2 separate regions of the Homo sapiens genome follow, and region 1 is linked to region 2. A link is an interaction called in ENCODE POLR2A ChIA-PET data of the cell type or tissue named here. Cell type or tissue: PC-9. All regions are shown on one strand. Region 1 overlaps NTN4 (netrin 4). Region 2 has its middle 98 kb from the start of USP44.

Region 1 (2,500 bases), 110 kb after region 2:
TATAAATTCCGACTGTGTCTCTCATCATCAGTGTCATTTTTGTTTTTAAATAATGACAAAGCCATAATTAAATAAGATAAAAATCCTAAGTTTCTGTGACCTTAAGCCTTTTCATAAAGAAATACTTGTTTATTAGTTCAAACTTTACTTATTGAGGAAATGCTTTGTATGAGGCACTGAGACTCTGGATACAAAAATGGATAAATTAATAATGCATAAGATTCCAATTGTCCCCTAATTCTTGAAAATTGATCTCTATCAAAAGTGGTATTAGAAACAGCTCAAAGAATTTTTAATAATCAAAAAAGAACATGAGGCCATTTAACTCAAATTTCTCAATGCAAGAAGTTCCTCTATAATGGCTGATGCCCATTCATTCTCTGCTAGCTCCTACAGCCTCATCAGGCAGCGTGTTTCAGTTTTAGAAAGGTCTAATTAACAAAAAGTTCTTCTGTGTTAAGCTAGAGTCTGTTCCCTGAAACTCCTAATACTGGCCTTAGAGCTATACAAAACAAGTCTACTTTATCTTCAACATGGAAATCCTTCAAATATTTAAGGGCAGCCATCAACTTAACTTCTATTCTCCAGGTAAATTATCTATAATGTCTCATATCACATAGTTTCTACACCATTTACCACTCTTGCTAAGTAGCAGATGACCTCTCTGTAACTCGTAAGCACATGTTACTAATGACGGTATTTTCTAGACATTTTCCTCTCCACGATGTCAAGCGAATTCTAGCCTCTATTTCTGAACCTTTCTTTTTCCAATTTTATTTTTTAATCCAAATAAATTTCAAAGATTTTTCCATAATGTAATATTCAGATTTTAAAAGACCTAGAGTACTTTCAACACAGCTGTTGGGGAAGAAATGAAGCTGACTGAGTGGAGACAGTAGCATGAGACAGAAAAATATGTTTTTATGAGACCTATTATTTACATAGCCTCTTGAGCACCCACTTCTAATCATGGTAAAACTGGAATGCAAGACTGAAGTTCCAATGTCATTATTTTGGGAGGTGAGAAAGGGGAGGAAAGAGTCACTTCCACATCTGAATTAGAGTGTTTTGATATGACCTGCATATTTCTATAACATCTGTCATTGCATCATTTAGTTCATAAGAAAATAATATTTCTGGTTACATGCCAATGATACTGACAGGCAGACTAGCAGTCAAGGCTGAGTCATAGAAGGGTGGGGTTGTGGAGAGCCACAGCTGTAAAACATGTAACTGTCCCTTAAGCAGCTGAAGTGATGCAGGAGGCTGACTGGAAACTGAGCAGGAGATTAAAATGGCCTTTGTGGATGACAGCAATTGGAGTCAGCTCTATAGGTAACAGACCCTCTTGGCTATACTCACAGCACCTGCCAGAGCATCTAGAAGTAGCTAACTGCTTTATTAAGTGGGCTTTTAAAGAAGGAGAGCTGGCCGGGCACAGTGGCTCACGCCTGTAATCCCAGCACTTTGGGAGGCCGAGGCCAGCGGATCACCTAAGGTCAGGAGTTTGAGACCAGCCTGGCCAACATGGCGAAACCCCGTCTCTACTAAAAATACAAAAATTAGCTGTGCATGGCGTCAGGCACCTGTAATCCCAGCTACTCAGGAGGCTGAGGCAGGAGAATTGCTTGAACCCAGGAGGCGGAGGTTGCAGTGAGCCAAGATTGCACCACTGCACTCCAGCCTGGGTGAGAAAGCGAGACTCCATCCCCCCGCCCCGACCAAAAAAAAAAAAAAAAAGCTAAAAAAGCACCAGAAATAATACATCACTGAACTCTTGGCTGTCACTTTCTACCTGTGCCTGGTGCATGTTTTATAAAGTTCTTGGAAAATGAGTGTGTGTGAAAGTTTTGATTACAGTACTTCAAATTGAGAATCTTTTACACGTTATAACTCCCTAACTTGAACAGGACCTTAAGAGAGATTTTTTTAAAGCATATTAACCTGTCATATAAATTATGAGGAGTGCCTATCCCTAATAAAAGAATAAAGGCAAGTCCCGAAAGGGAAGCCAGAGGAGGGCTAGAAATCTAACTTGTTCACTCACTCACTGTAGAGCAACCTCTTAACAGAATCACTTGGAAATTCCTTCATGAATCTGAAATACCAACCAGATGTAGGTGGATACATTTCTTTCAGTTTTGATAAGACATTTTACTTTAAGCTCATACTTGTATCTTACCATAACATTGCTGTCTAAAAATATCTTTAAAAACATAGTTCCTTATCTTGTACTTGACATTCATAACACAGTTCAAAAAGAATTTGTAAAGTCTCAATAAATATGTCAAACTAAATATGGAATGAAGAGACAAGAATTGTTCTTTGTACCTCTGATTTGTTCACTTTTATCTAAATCTAACTCCCACTCTATTATTGCCTGTCTAGGTAGATGACTGGGCTACTGCTTTAATGAGAAGACACAATTCTTGTGTTCACGTTATCTACTATTAAATGCCAAGACTGATGTTGTCCTCTAACTCAATGTCTGTCCAAAAGC
Region 2 (2,500 bases):
GAATTTACATAATGAACTATCTATTCAGTGGGAGAGTTAGAAAGCGGAAGCATCTGTTTATTGCCACAAAAATTTATAGATTAAGTTTGGGCAACATAGGGAGAACCTATATCTTCTTAAAAAAAAAAAAATTATCCGGGCATGGTGGCAAATGCCTGTAGTCCCAACTACTCGGGTGGGAGGATCACTTGAGCCACCGGGGGTCAAGGCTGCAGTGAGCTGTGATCTTGCCACGGCATTCCAATCAAGATGATAGAGCGACACCCTGTCTTAAAAAAAGTTGATAGTTTATACATTTATTTATTCATTTACAGATCTGTAGATTACAAATTACTCGTGATGTCTTAAGGTATTTGTTGTTTTGTTCTTACACGTGTGTTATTTTGTGTTTACAAAAGGAAAAGACATTTCATAAAGCTATTGAATCCCGAAAAGTCAACTTTAATTTTATTTTTATTTTTTGAGGCAGGGGCTCACTCTGTTGCCCAGGTTAGAGTTAGGTGGCGTAATAATGGTTCACTGCAGCCACGATCTTCCGGGCTCAAGCAATCCTCTTACCTCAACCTCCCAACTAGCTGGGACCATAGGTGCGTGGCACCATGCCCGGCTAATTTTTAAATTTTTTTGATTAATTAAGTGGGATCTCCCTATGCTACCCAGGCCAGTTTTGAACTCCTAGGGTCAAGGGATCCTCCTGCCTCAGCCTCCCAAAGTGCTGGGATTATAGATGTAAGCCTGAACAATATGAGGCTTTAAACACTACTTCTCAAAGAGCCTTAGCCAGTTCTGGTAGGATAATAACCTCGGGGCAAGTGAAAACTTGGAGAGGCAGGTTGTTCCTAAACTTAATCTTCTCTCTTGAAGCATTTGGTGAAACCTATAAAATTTGGGGGCGTGCAAATTAAGTGTACTTGTAAATATGGTCTGAAAAAATGCATTCACTGTATTTTTGCTTCCCACTGTTTAGTATAACATTTATCAGAGAGGCAGAAAACATGCGGATAAAAATATCCAGTTGTGTATTCTCAGTTGGTATCAAAAGCTAGGTCACTGAAGGTCACTGCCCAGCAAGTCCCCATGTGTAAGAGAGTGTTGGTATGTAAGAGTGTTTCTGATGTTAAGGAATTCTGTTTGCTGTGATGCGAGTTGTGTACATCTCCTTGATTTTTCTCCCCATATGTAACCAAAAAAATGCTATCCTGGATTTTATTTCTCTTTCACAGGAATGGGAAGGAAAAGTGTGGAGTCCGTGTGGATTTCTCTTATTTTATCTGTGGCTTGAATGTACATTTCTGAGAGAGGGTAAGTGAATCCACTCTCCATGTTTTCCTTTCTCAATGTTACTTCCTGTTCACCTTTCTCCTTATTCTTAAGCCTCTGAGGGTTACAATGGGGTGTGTGTGCAGGACTGCTACTGCCTAAGGGAAAATTACAAAGCTGCCTAGGCAGCCTGATTTATGAGGCATTGAAAGGCACATCTGACCAAAAATATCCCCACCACTGGCCTGCCACCAGTGCCTGAAATACCTATGATTAGAATCACCCATTAAAATGTTTTCTGCAGGCCGGGCATGGTGGCTCACGTCTGTAATCCCAGCACTATGGGAAGCCGAGGCGGGCGGATCACCTGAGGTCAGGAGTTGGAGACCAGCCTGGCCAACATGGTGAAACTCCATCTCTACTAAAAATACAAAAATGAGCCGGGCGTGGTGGCGGGCGCCTGTAATACCAGCTACCTGGGAGGCTGAGGCAGGAGAATCGCTTGAACCCAGGGGGTGGAGGTTGCAGTGAGCTGAGGCTGAGGTTGCTCCACTGCACTCCAGCCTGGGTGACAGAGTGAGACTATCTCAAAAAAAAAAAAAAAAAGAAAGAAAAAAAAGTTTGCAGACATGCCTGGCTTCTTTGGGTCATGAAGGCATTGTGTTAGGAGAAAATTGGGAAGTGGGAAAGTGGGAAAGTATTGCATTATAATGATTTATATTATGAACCTATCAATCTCTTGGTCAAGAGTAACATCTTGATAAGTAAGTAGACTGAGGCTGGAGGGAAAGTTGGGAGTTGAGAGCTTTGTCCAGCATCTTGGTGTACACCCTGTGCAGGATGAAGTCGACAGGTAGCTGGGGAGAGATTGTACAAAGTGGATTGAGGGGTAGAGATAGCAAAGACAAATTTAGGTATTTCACAGGTCTATACAAGGCCAGGTTAGGAAGTAAGGGTACATAATTGCCAGAGGAATCTCCTTTCTGACTGACTTTAAGGAATCTCTCTTACCGACTCTACAGGGCTGTTATGTGAGGTTCTTTCAATTTTCCTTTTCCATCATCTTAGTTTTGGGGTAACCATAACAGGACTAATGATTCTGTTATTCATAAAATAATATTTGTGACAAAGGCCAAGTAGATTCATATCCGACAAATCCAAGTGGATTTGTCGAGTCTATTCTGTAAAAGTGTCCAGAGCAGTGCTTCTCAAAGTCTTGTCTGTAGACCACCTCTATCTG

Evidence for each region. Peaks named below come from ENCODE experiments on the same cell type or tissue, not always from the same donor. Only the 100,000 strongest peaks of a DNase experiment are listed, where the experiment ranks them.
Region 1: POLR2A ChIA-PET joins it to region 2 with 6 read pairs; 1 of 35 experiments calls an interaction of 5 or more read pairs at or near these places.

Annotation. Positions count from the first base shown.
Region 1 is chr12:95,762,954-95,765,453 of GRCh38, forward strand. All of the region lies in intron 2 of NTN4 (netrin 4), which reads right to left. Among named protein-coding and RNA genes, the nearest start is that of NTN4, 27 kb to the right of the region's middle. In PC-9, no CTCF peak of the experiment used is centred here; a DNase peak (open chromatin) is centred at 1,148; H3K27ac peaks cover 2,014 bases.
Region 2 is chr12:95,648,105-95,650,604 of GRCh38, forward strand. It overlaps the pseudogene PGAM1P5. Among named protein-coding and RNA genes, the nearest start is that of USP44, 98 kb to the left of the region's middle. In PC-9, no CTCF peak of the experiment used is centred here; a DNase peak (open chromatin) is centred at 1,437; H3K4me3 peaks cover 570 bases; H3K27ac peaks cover 2,500 bases.